2 separate regions of the Homo sapiens genome follow, and region 1 is linked to region 2. The links are chromatin loops, found by intact Hi-C in ENCODE. Cell type or tissue: mammary epithelial cell. All regions are shown on one strand. Each heading gives the region's core, and the rest is flanking DNA. Links, peaks and the distances in the headings are about the cores only. Region 1 has its middle 140 kb from the start of SMC2. Region 2 overlaps LOC105376194 (a long non-coding RNA gene).

What was found. Peaks named below come from ENCODE experiments on the same cell type or tissue, not always from the same donor. Only the 100,000 strongest peaks of a DNase experiment are listed, where the experiment ranks them.
Region 1: it touches region 2 in a loop (2.7-fold over the local background); 2 of 110 quality-filtered maps call a loop at or near these places.

What each region holds. Positions count from the first base shown.
Region 1 is chr9:104,229,015-104,235,871 of GRCh38, forward strand. No RefSeq gene overlaps it. Among named protein-coding and RNA genes, the nearest start is that of SMC2, 140 kb to the left of the region's middle. RefSeq lists an enhancer at 3,264-4,463. In mammary epithelial cell, for the core only: no CTCF peak of the experiment used is centred there; a DNase peak (open chromatin) is centred at 3,897; H3K27ac peaks cover 2,462 bases.
Region 2 is chr9:104,283,843-104,290,699 of GRCh38, forward strand. LOC105376194 (a long non-coding RNA gene) reads left to right here. Exons shown (of 4, transcript NR_135141.1): 3 at 2,152-2,248; 4 at 2,382-2,736. Among named protein-coding and RNA genes, the nearest start is that of SMC2, 190 kb to the left of the region's middle. In mammary epithelial cell, for the core only: no CTCF peak of the experiment used is centred there; a DNase peak (open chromatin) is centred at 3,169; H3K27ac peaks cover 557 bases.

The sequences.
Region 1 (6,857 bases), core at 2,732-5,231, 54 kb before region 2:
AGAGGTTTGGGTCCCTTTAATAACTCTTCTTTTTCAAAATCTACATACCTATGCTTGTTCATTAATGCTTTCAAATGAGCATTTAAATGGTTTTGTTAAGGTTTTTAAGTGTTTTCTTTGAACAAATTGCATTTAATCCATTAATCACGATAAAAATGATTAACATCACTTACAAAGAGCCACTCTTCTCAGACAGGAACTTCATAAAGTCATTTATTCAAATCTCCCTTTATGCAAGTCAGCGACACTTCATCATTTTCTTCATTAAAACCCTGTATATTTCTTGTTCGGTTTATTTCTAGATATTCTCTATTAAGATTGGGAATAAGGTTATTTGTTTCAATATATTTTTAACTATTCAATGCCAGTGTTAAAGTTATAGGCCAGGCACAGTTGTTCATGCCTGTAATCCCAGCACTTTGGGAGGCTAAGGCAGGCAGATTATTTGAGGCCAGGAGTTCGAGACTAGCCTGGCCAACATGGTGAAACCCTGTCTCTAGTAAAACATACAAAAATTAGCTGGGCATGGTGACACACACCTGTAATCCCAGCTACTCAGGAGGCTGAGACAGGAGAATCGCTTGAACCCAGGAGGCAGAGGCTGCAGTGAGCCGAGATCATGCCATTGCACTCCAGCCTGGGTGACAGAGGGAGACTCCATCTCAAAATAAAATAAAATAAAATTTAAAAGTTATAGATTTTATATATTTATTGCATACCTGACTTTATTAAACTCCTATAAATCTTATTTTTTAGCTAATTTTCTTGAGTGACCAAATCTATTTCAATGTAAGAATTTTAGTAAAATACAAATTTTTCATGAGACCATTATCTCCTCATAGAAAGTAGAATCTTTATAATTTTCTGAGAGATTTTCTCATCTCATTAAAATCTTCTTAGAGAGAAGCATTGGAAGGCATACATTGGAAGGAGATAAGGTAATAGTTCTCTGTGAATATAAAAGATAATGTCGTATATTTTTCTCTCTTTTCTCACTCCTTGATATTACAGGGTCAGTGCTGGCATACATTTGCTGCAAGATATGAAGGTATTGTCAATTCAGTTTGGTTCAACTAACATAGTCAAATATCTTTTATGCATCAAACTTGATCTTAGTTCTGGCAAGAAAAAAAAAAAAAAAATCTCAGTCCTTATCCTAAAGGAGCCTATTTCCAAAGAGTAGAAAGGACAAATAGAAAATTTCAAAATAATATGGTGTTTACTGTGAAAGTAAAATGTCCAAAATATGGTTGTTATCAGAGATCAAATGAAGGAGAGCTAAAGCAAGTCCTCATGGAAGAATGGATGGAGATCAATGAAAGATTTTCCAAATAAAATTGCATGTAAGGTGGACAAGAAAGATTTAGCCATGTTAACGGTGTATGGAGTAAGATGGGGTGGTGAGTTGTTGAGAAAGAAGGTACTGCATAAGCAAATTCATAAATGTATTGGGGACATATATGTATGTGTTGGGGACAGAGATACTATACATGTTGTGGAATTGCTCAAGTTTAAGGCAAGGAGAATAATGGACATGAGGCTTGAAGAATTAGGTAGAGACTAGATCTTAAAAGTTTTTATATTAGGAAAGATACTTGAACTTAATTTTCTAGGTGATACGGAACCTATGTGTGTGTTGAGTAATACTGTCAGATTTCCTTTTTATAGATAGAGCAGTGTGGTGATGCTATGAAGGATAGATTAATGGGTGTAGTGTGGACTAGCTTAAAAATAAAAAATTAAAAAATCAGTAAAGAGGCTACTGCACCAGGAAGGCAGTTACTCCAAATTGAACTAGTTTGTTCTAGCAATGATGTAGTCAAAGGGACAGATTCTAGAGACTGGCAGGATTTGTTAACTAATTGGATAGTTTGATGAGTTTGTATGGTGTCAATTAGCTAAGCTGGAATTATGTTTTTCAGAATTCCCTTTACTTCCTTGTTCCAGGTTAACATGGGCATTGTAAAATATTTTGTGTGAGATTTGGAAGACAGGTGTGAAACAGTAGTTACACATTTAATGCAGGGAATGTCATTGAGGGCACTGGGCACGGCTGTAGCGCATACACACTGTTGTTGATATACTGGCTTACCTAATTGGCTTGGGCAACTGCTGGTGCCACAGCTTCTCTAGTTCCTGCTGGTTTTTCTTCAGCTTTTCCTGAGCCAGACCCAGCACCACATGAAGAAGGAAGAGTCATACACCAACTTTGTAATCAGTCTCCACAATTCCTTGGAGTCCAATTCTAACATACATCTATATTTTCTGTCATTTCTTGTGGCTCTATTTTTCTGATTAAATCACGACTGATAATAGATATAGAGAATGATAAAGAGAAGAAGTGTACCAACCCACTAGATTTCTTTGTGGAGTCATTTGGTAGATAATGGCAGGATACATTGTAATAGAGGATACATGAGAGGAATAAATCTGGAGTATGTAAACTCTGGAGTTAGTATGTAAACCCCCAAAATCAGCTTTGAAGTGTGGGATCTGATTTGCTTGAAACATCTATGTGGTGATGCCAGTTGGAATGGTAGATAGTTCTTTATCTTAATCCAAGAGGAGGGATCAAAGGTAGTGACACTGTATTGAAGCAATTGTATAGGGGGTAGGTAAAACCATGATAATTGATGAGGTCACCCAGAGAAATCAAGGGGTAGAAAGTGAATTGGAGAGGGTACAGTACAGGAGGAACACATCCTAATTTAAGATGTGTTCGGGGAGAAATTGACCAATAAGAAGACCAAGAAACAGTGGTTTTAAAAGGTGAGAAGAATAGGGGGTGGGGGTAAAAAGAGTATAATGAAAACAAATAATTTTAACATATTTAAGAATCAAGGTCTTCTATATCATTTGGGGCAGAGAGTTTTTTTGGATTTGTTAATATGAAAATTACAACTAGGTAACCTTTGGCTCAGCAGTTTCTGTGGGGTAGCAGGGGCATAAGCCAAATGTTCAAATTCATTGAGCACTAGAGTGAGTATAAAAGTGTGATGATGGTTGAAAATGGGGCAGGAAAATGGGGAAAACTGCCTAGAATCTGGAGGTAGATATGGAGTCAAGGGAGGCCTTTTTCAGCAATGAGAGGTATATATATTCTAAGGGAAGTGATCTAGTGGAAGTATGACAATGAAGCTATAGGAAAGTGTTATAATTGGTAGAGCAAACAACTTGGGTAAACAGAAGAGAATGGAGTCAAGAGCCTAAGGAAAGAGTTATCCGTGAGGAGAAAGAAAGGCATTTCTAAGACTAGAGGGGAAAATGTGATGATATTTGCAACTACAGATGGCTTTGCAGGCAGGGAGGTGTGCTCTGTTTTGCTGATCAATACGAAGCTGTCTCCTGAAAGTGAATGAGAAAGGGGCATGCAGCATATGAGAAAAGTAATGTTTTGGAATAGTCACTAGAGGAAATGTGGAGATAAACCAAGTACAGTGAGAAATTTGGTTTTCGGTGGATCATCTAAGGAAACTATGTTAGAAAAGAAAAGCTCTGTCCTAGGAGTGTCTTGCTTTGAAAAGGCATCATATCTGAAAAGCAAAGAAGGCTAGATGTCCTATATAATGCCCATCTGTATTAGCTGGTTCTCATGCTGCTATTAATAATAATAATAAGGACACACCTGAGACTGTTATTTATAAAGGAAAGAGGTTTAATTGAATCACAGTTCAGCATGGCTGGAAAGGCCTCAGGAAACTTGCAATCATGGCAGAAGGGGAAGAAAACACGTTCTTCCTCACATTGCAGCAGCAAGGAGAAGTGCTGAGCAAAGGGGAAAAAGCCCCTTAGAAAACCATCAGATCTCATGAGAACTGACTCACTATTACAAAAGCAGCATGGGGGAAACCACCCCTATGATTCAATTACCTATCACCACATTCCTTCCATGACATGTGAGGATTATGGGATTACAATTCAAGATGAGATCTGGGTGGAGACACAAAGCCAAACCATATCACCACCTCAACAGGAAGGGCAGGAAAGGAGGCAATGATGCAGCTGGCAGAAATTATTTTAAAAAGTGGCAATTGGGAAATGAACAAAGGAAAGGTTGTATGGCAGATGGCAGAGTAATAGATGTTTTTACAAAGCAGCCTTGTGAGAGGCAAAGTTGTGGTGTAATGTATTTCCTGCTTGGAATATTCTCCTATATGCTGCCATGTGTTGCTATGCAGTTATGGAGAGTACAAAAACAGCCATTCTTTAGCTGATAGAAACATTCCTGAGGATCTATGATGTGCCAAGATTGGGTTAGTCACAGGGAATGTAGCAGTGACAGATATGGTCTCTCTTCCCTAGGAGGATGTAGTCCAGTGTGGAATACAAAAAGAAATAAGAATAAATATTGTGATAAGAAAAATGAATGAACTAAATATAGGATGTTATATACAGAGTACAGAGAAGATAAAGTTTAAGGACATCTGGATGTTTGTCGGTGTCTCACTTGGCCATGTCAGAATGAGTAGCTTAAAGTTTACACAAACCTTTATCAGTAACACGTCCTCAAATTAACCTGTATTTCTGGCATCACAGTAAAACCAAGGAGTAGGAGTCAAATCAGGACAGGAAAAATGCCAAAAACCTCACATTGTAATTCTCAGAAAAATTTGCACAAAGTGTGCATTCCAGAAGTGTACCTGTAACCTCAGACACACTCCTATGATGTGTACTTCCTATGCCTGTATTGTTAACAGTGTACTAATGGGGCCAATGGCAGATAGATGTCAACAACAAAAATCAGCTTTTCTATATTGTGTCCAACTTTACTTGACTACGATTTTTGTCCTGGAATTTAAAAATACTCAATTCTGATCTATTCAAAATTAACAATTATGTTTATCTGACAGAAACACTAGTCTGAATGCTGTCATGGCTGTGCTATATTCTACCTTCTTAAGAGGCAGTCAGTTAAATAGATTCTCGATTAGGATTCCCTCTGGAATTAACTACCACATTCTAGTTAATTGGTAAACAACTTAACATCCATCTTGCTCAGAACTCATATAGTAGATTTTCCAAGTTGCTACCAGTTGCCAAATGGTCTTTGGTAATTAGAAATCCTAGAAGAGACCAGCACTGTTTTATAACCGCATGCCTTCATTCGTGGTGTGTTACTTAAACCTAGAATGTCTTTCTCCCTTTCTTTACCTGTCTATATTCTGCTGGTCCTTCAAGACTCTTCCCAGAGATCACATCCTCTTTTTTTTTTTTTTTTTTTTTTTTTTTTTAGTATTTATTGATCATTCTTGGGTGTTTCTCAGAGAGGGGGATGTGGCAGGGTCATAGGATAATAGTGGAGAGAAGGTCAGCAGATAAACACCTGAACAAATGTCTCTGGTTTTCCTAGGCAGAGGTCCCTGCGGCCTTCCACAGTGTTTGTGTCCCTGGGTACTTGAGATTAGGGAGTGGTGATGACTCTTAAAGAGCATGCTGCCTTCAAGCATCTGTTTAACAAAGCACATCTTGCACCGCCCTTAATCCATTCAACCCTGAGTTGACACAGCACATGTTTCAGAGAGCACGGGGTTGGGGGTAAGGTTATAGATTAACAGCATCCCAAGGCAGAAGAATTTTTCTTAGTACAGAACAAAATGGAGTCTCCTATGTCTACTTCTTTCTACACAGACACAGTAACAATCTGATCTCTCTTTCTTTTCCCCACATTTCCCCCTTTGCTTTTCGACAAAACTGCCATCGTCATCATGGCCCGTTCTCGATGGTCGCTGTCTCTTCGGAGCTGTTGGGTACACCTCCCAGGTGGGGCAGCCTGGCAGAGGCGCTCCTCACATCCCAGATGATGGGCGGCCGGGCAGAGGCGCTCCTCACCTCCCAGATGATGGGTGGGTGGGCAGAGACGCTCCTCACTTCCCAGACTATGGGCGGCTGGGCAGAGGTGCTCCTCACTTCCCAGACGATGGGCGGGTGGGCAGAGATGCTCCTCACTTCCCAGACGGGGCGGCCGGGCAGAGGCGCTCCTCACTTCCCAGACGGGGCGGCCGGGCAGAGGCGCTCCTCACTTCCCAGACAATGGGCGGCCGGGCAGAGGCGCTCCCCACTTCTCAGACGATGGGCGGCCGGGCAGAGACGCTCCTCACCTCCCAGACTATGGGCGGCCGGGCAGAGGTGCTCCTCACTTCCCAGACAATGGGCGGGTGGGCAGAGACGCTCCTCGCTTCCCAGACGGGGCAGCCGGGCAGAGGCGCTCCTCACCTCCCAGATGGGGCGGCCGGGCAGAGGCGCTCCTCACCTCCCAGATGGGGCGGCCGGGCAGAGGTGCTCCTCACCTCCCAGACGAAGAGCGGCCAGGCAGAGGCGCTCCTCACCTCCCAGATGGGGCGGCCGGGCAGAGGCGCTCCTCACCTCCCAGACGGGGCGGCCGGGCAGAGGCGCTCCTCACCTCCCAGACGGGGCGGCCGGGCAGAGGCGCTCCTCACATCCCAGATGAGACAGCCGGGCAGAGGTGCTCCCCACTTCCCAGATGGGGTGGCGGCTGGGCAGAGGCGCTCCTCACATCCCTGACGGGGCGTCCGGGCAGAGGTGCTCCTCACTTCCCAGACAGGGTGGCCGGGCAGAGGGGCTCCTCACATCCCAGACGATGGGCGGCCAGGCAGAGACGCTGCTCACTTGCTAGATGGGGTGGCGGCCTGGTAGAGGCTGTAATCTTAGCACTTTGGGAGGCCAAGGCAGGCGGCTGGGAGGTGGAGGTTGTAGCGAGCCGAGATCACGCCACTGCACTCCAGCCTGGGCAACATTGAGCGTTGAGTGAGCGAGACTCCGTCTGCAATCCCAGCACCTCAGAAGGCCGAGGGGGGCAGATCACCCGAGGCCAGGAGCTGGAGACCAGCCCGGTCAAC
Region 2 (6,857 bases), core at 1,662-4,161:
AACAGTTTTAGGACTGAATGCCAGCCATAAACTATTATTCTACCAAAATTTTTAAATACAAGTTTGTTATCATGTAGTAGCCGACAATGGTGACTATAATAAATAAGATTTCAGGTCAAACAAAAATTTGAGGTTGACAGTAGTGTAAATAGAATCTAATTAATAAATTTAAATAGTTATTCCTTATTTATTACTACTTGAATGAGTTTCCTTTTAGAAAAAATATACATATACCATATAACTTTTACATTATATGTGTTAAAAACAGATGGACTATTCCATACATGAAACACACATGAATGCATATACCAAGGCAGAAATGCATTGGTAGAGTATGTTTATGAAGTCCATTAAGATTTTGTAAAGCATTTAGAGAAGCAGAATGGCATAGTGGCTAAAAGCACAGACTCCAGGGATAGACTGCCTGGAGTTAAATCCTTACTTTGTGCTTATTAACTATATGACCTTGGTCAAGTTTTAGAACCTCCATTGCTCAATTTCCTCATCTATAGAATGGAGATAACAATAGTGTCTGACCCAAAGGGTGGTTATGAGGGTTCAATAAAGTGTAAAATTCTTTAAAAATTCTTAAAACACTGCCTGGCACATAGTGGTATATATATATATATATATATATGTATGTATGTATGTGTGTGTATATATATATATGTGTATATATATATGTATGTGTGTATATATATACACACACACACATACATACATACATTTATATGTAGGGGAGAGGAGACAGAACAAGAAAGAGTATAAGCAAGCTATTATTACTATTGTCATTATTAAAGGTTTACCATATGAGAAAACACAGGTTGGTCTGAACACAAGAATTAACCCACCACAAATTAAGTGTATTAATTGAGTGTATTAATCAGAATTCTCCAGATAAGAAAAACCAGTAGGATATACATGGATATATAAGAGGAATTTATTATGGGAATTAGCTCATATAATTTTGAAGGCTGACAAGTCCCACATTATGCCATTTACAAGTGGGAAACCCAGGAAAGTCAGTGGTGTAATTCAGTGAAACTTCAAAGGCCTGACAACCAGAGGAGATGATGGTATAACTCCCTGTCCCAAACCAAAAGCCTGAGAATCGGGGAGTGGGTGCTGGTGCAAGTCTGAGTCCAAAGGCCAAAGAACCAGGACATCCCATGGCCAAGGGCAAGGGATGATGGACGTCCCAGGCCAAGAAGGGAAGAGAATTTTCCCTTTCTCTGCCTTTTTGTTGTGTTCCAGCCTCAACAGATTGGATGATGCCTGCTCACATTGGTGAGGTAGATCTTCTTTACTCAGTCTATCAAGTCAAATGTTAGTCTCTTCTTTTGGAAACACTGCCCCTGCCAGACATAGCCAGAAATGAGCCACCTGGGTACCCCTTAGACCATTCAAGGTGACACTAAAATTTACCATCACAAAGAGGCAGAGAAAAGAGGAGGGCAAATGTGAAACTGTGAAGTAATGAGCATGATTGGAGCTCAGAGCATGAACAATCAGGAAATACAAGACATTCAGGAGAGTTAGGCTACCTTCAAGAACACAGATGCAGGGAAGAGGAAGAAACCAGCAACTATGAGCCTATACAATGTGCCAGTAACAGTGACATCAGCCTTTAAATATATTCGATGGTTTACTCTTCAACTCACTGATGAGATCTGTATTGTTTACTTCATATCACAAATGTGAAAACTCAGGTGCACAGAAGCTAAATGAAATATTAGAGAACAAAAAACAATGGGCTGGGCACAGTGGCTCACACCTGTAATTCTAGGACTTTGGGAGGCCAATGTAGGTGGATCACTTGAGCCCAAGAGTTCAAGACTAGCCTGGGCAACATGGAGAAACCCCATCTCTACAAAAACTTCAAAAATAAGCTGGGTGTGGCTGCACACGCCTGTAAGTCCCAGCTACTATCGAGGCTGAGGTGGGAGGAGGATTGAACTTGGGAAGTCAAGCCTGCAGTGAGCCATGAGCATGCCACTGCACTCCAGCCTGGGTGACAGAGCAAGATCTTGACTCTCAACCCCCAAAAATGAAAGGTGACAGAGCTTGACTTAAACACAGGACTGGTTAGATTTTACAATCCTATACCTCATACTTATCTAAGTAAATCCTTTTTTTTTTTTTTTTTTTTAGTTAGCCAATGGGTAATAGGTTAACCCTTTCCAACATGACTAACCTCTTTAATGAAATGAAGGTGATGAAGATGAGGAGGAAGATCATTGTGATAACGGTGAGCAACACTGGTGTAGTGCTTACTGTGTGCCCATCACTATTCTGAACATATTGCTTGTGTTACATTTTTTAATCCTACCAAAACTCTATGAGGTGGGTATATTATTATTATCATAATTCCTATTTTATAGATAAAAATATCAAGGCACAGAGAACGTAAGAAATGTACCCTAGGTAACATGGGTAATAATGGAGGAAGAAAGGAAGAGGAAGAAAACAGCAATTAATGAACATAGACAATGTGCCAGGAACAGTGACATCAACCCTTAAATATATTAGCTGGTTTAATCTCCTGGACTCTGACCCCAAGTATAGAGCCAGTTCCCTGTTCTTTACCATCACACTGTACTGGTTCCTTGTAAAACAGCAAGAACAACAAAATGTTGGTGGAGAGGCAATGAATTCATGTTTTTGAGGATCTATTGTGTATTAGAGCACAAGCCCCCATATTTAATTCTAATCACTAAAATGTGAAGTGAGAAGAAGTTTTGATGTGAGACTTTAGACAGTTGGGAAACAAAATGGGCTACATAAATGGGAGAAGTGGAAGACCCTGAAAATATCCATGTTTCAGTTGAATTTGAATTAACAAAAAATGAAACTCTTAACCAGGAATCAGCAAAAAGTTTATGTAAGGGGCTAGATAATAAATATTTTAAGCTTTGGGAAAATATACTCTCTGTCACAACTTTCCACCTCTGCTGTTGTAGCATGAAAATGGCCAGAGATGATACATAAGTGAAAGGGTTTGGCTGAATACTAATAAAACTTTATTTACACAACAGCTAGTGGGCCAGATTTGGCCCAAAGCCCATAGTTCTCAGACCCTTGTTCGTAATCTTCAGGTAATAAAAAGAACACAATGCTTTTCGTTTATGGTTACCAGGCAGTATGATTCATGAGAAAGGAACTATGGTGTTATTTAGGATTCTGTATCTTAAAAGTTGAAATCACAGTGATGAAACCTGAAGAGTTGCTGAAATATGTAAGAGCAAAGCTACAAAGGGCTGACTCTGCCAGTGATCTATTTTTGGAAAGGCAAAATATTTTAAGGATGTGGATGCTTTGCTTTATGCCCCAAGTTACAGGTAAAGCATGAATCATTCCACGAGCAATAAACCCTGGAGATCTTAAAATTATGAAAATAAGGTTAAGGTTATTTTCTTCGAAAATAGCTTCTAAAGTGAGGTGTCAGATTGAGATCACAAATTGCGTTCCTCACTTTTTTCTTCTCTGCTTCTCATCCTATCACCAGGGATGTATACTACCTCTATGATGAAAAATTATGGTCATTTTGTCTCGAAAGATATATTGCATCCACATATGGGCCAAGTGATTTAATCTTGATTAGTGCTGTCTGAAGGCTTGTCAGATGGGTTAGCGATTGGTCATGTATTTCACAGCACTGCTATTAAATCTACTGGGAATTAACATGTTAAATCCATAATCATGCTTTATTGCCTGTATAATCCTGGGTTAACTGAGAAAGAAGTTGATTCATTTTTCACATGTTCACCAAAGTGAAGTCATATTTTTCCCTTAACTAGTAATTAACCTTTATGGCTTTATTAACTGCTTTACTAAATTTAAATGAAATGTTTATTGGAAAGAGTTCATGGGAAGTGTAAACCACAATGACATCATGGCCCTGGTGATGTCCTGTTTCTTGGAACTTCTCTATTAAAAATGTTCATATTACAAGTAGCCCATTTTTTATCATGAGGTACTAGTGCTTGTAACTTAATAGGCAGTGTCGTATAACAAAAACAGCAATGGCTTTGGAGTCACACAGACCTGGATTCAAATCATATCTAATCACTTACAAGCTGTGTGACCTTAAGCAAGTTCCCCAATATCTCTGAGCCTCAGTTTCCTTACATGTAACTTAGGAATAATAATAGCTAATTCAGACCATTGGTAATAAAAGAGGTGAATGAATTAGCAGGGAAGATTAGAGAGGTAGTTAATTTACAAGAGGTAATTTTTATCAGTCTATTTTTGGTTAGAACAAGATTTTTGTATTGCGCTCATATAGAAGAGAGAGAAAACTGGAGGCCATAGAATAGTGTCTGTTTCTAAATTCTCCCCAACTTTCCTTAGCCCCATGGACTAGACATGAACCCTATGTAGAGACAATCTGTGACATAGGCTGCTAATATATTTTATTAAGAGTCTTCAGAACTGCCACTAGTCTAAATAGTCCCATTGTGCAAGTGAAACAAAGGTGCCCCTTGGGGCAGAGATAACCCTGTGGACACATGGCTTGACAAGCCGATGAAGTTTTGTGTAAAGATGATGGGCTGAGCCTCATAGCTTGGTAAGCAGAGCATGGGTTTGGTGTCACCTCCCCTAGACTCTCCGCAGGGTGCTGTTGCTTAGATGCCAAAACACATCTGCACATGGTACTCTGAACCCCAGAGTTTTAACTTGGCATCTGATTATCCAGTCGAGACAAATTTCCCAGTCTCTGTCCCAGATAGGTGTGGTTATGTGAATAAGTTACAGGTAGAGGGATGTGTACGGAAGTGAAGTCTATAATAGCTTCCAGTCATCTCCTTAAGCAAAGATTCCTTTTTTCCTCTGTCTGGGAAATGGTAACAAGGTAGCAATTTTGGATACAAAGATAAAAGCCATATTTGGAGGATGGCAGGAGCTAATTCATTAAACTGGGTGAGACAGAACAACTAACATCAGCCCCAGGCTTCTCACTTCTAGAAAACACATCGACAGAAATAAACTTTTATCATGCTGAAGCCACAATGTGTTGGAATCTTTTTGTTATATCATTCTAGCTCATATTCTACCTAATATGGGGCTTTTAGACCTGAGTTAAAGGAGTATTTTTATGAGGGTCTGATTTCCAGTGACACAAGTAATGTTGTTTGGGTGCCAGGTGAAAAGGGATGATGAAGTATAGAAGGGAGCATGTACAATGCTTTGGCACCAGAGGCAGTGCCTAGAAAAACTGCAGCACAGCAGTGATTGTGAGTATAATACATGATAGGAGATGACAGATGCCCAAGAACCTGGGCATTGCAGCGACTCTATGTGGCTGAACTGACACACAGATCTTCTTACGGACTCCCTATTACGCTTAGTGAGAGCAATGTCACAGGTGCCTAAGATCTGTATAGCAGATAATGGTAAAAAGCAGACATTTTGAGCCATTATTGTTACTCTGACCCCACCTGTACTCACACGCTGATAGGACTTTGAGTCAATCAGGGACCAATCAGGAAAATAGAAATCACATTATTTATTTCAAACAGAGGTACTTTGATAGAGGATATTTGTGTCAAAGTGTTTGAAGTGTTGAGGAAGATAAAGGAAAGGTGGAGTAACACAGAGACTGGAAACTACAGGAAGGTCCTAGGATTGTAGGGACAAAAAAAGAGGAAATGATACTAACAAACCCAGGTGAGTACTCACTACTGATGGTGGTGGTGGAGACCACTACAATGATTGCAACTGCTTCTCCTAAAACTATTGACTTCTCTGGGGCTTGTAAATCCTAGCAGACATTGCCCGTGACCCATTACTACTCTTGCTAGAAACTACGAAGGCCACTGGAGATCAAAGTTTCCTGATGCTACAAGATGGTGAGAGGAGAGAGAGAAGACAGAGAGAAACCTTCGGAAACTAGGGTTGTTTGATTCTCTTATATATTCGCAATACTAATTTTTTTCAGATGAGTAGCTTGCAAATATTTTCTCCCATTCAACATGTTGTCTCTTCACTCTGTTGATCATTTCCTTTGCTTTTATGGCCTGTGCTTTTGTAGTCTTAGCCATAAAATCTTTGCCTAGACCAATATCCTGAAGTCGTTTCACTCTATTTTTTTTTTCTAGTAGTTTTACAGTTTGGGGTATTATGTTTAAGTCTTCAATCTATCTTGAGTTGATTTTTGTATATGGTGAGAAATAGGGCCAAGAACTCAAACAACTTAACAGCAAATATATATATTTATATATATCTCTCGTTAAAAAGTAGGCAAAGGACCCAAATAGACATTTCTCAAAAGAAGATGGGAGTAGCCAACAGGTATATTTTAAAAATGCTCATAGCATTAGGAGATACACCTAATGCTAAATGATGAGTTAACGGGTGCAGCACACCAGCATGGCACATGTATGCATATGTAACTAACCTGCACATTGTGCACATGTACCCTAAAACTTAAAGTATAATAATAATAAAATAAAATAAAAAAAGAAATTAAAACAAACAACAAAAAAAATAAAATAAAAAATGCTCAACATCACTAATCATCTTGGAAATGCAAATAAAAAACACAGTGAGGTATTATCTTGCCCCAGTTAGAATGGCTATAATCAGAAAGACAAAAAATAATAAATGCTGGTGAGAATGCAGAGAAGGTCACAAAGACAAAAAATAATAAATGCTGGTGAGAATGCAGAGAAGGGAACCCTTATACACTGTTCATGAGAATGTAAATTAGTACAGCCATTATGGAAAACAGTGTGGGGTTTCTCAAAAAACTAAAACTAGAACTACTGTATGATCTGGCAATCCTACTACTGAGTATTTATTCAAAGGAAAGGAAATCAGTATATCGAAGGGATGCCTGCACCCCATGTTTATTATGA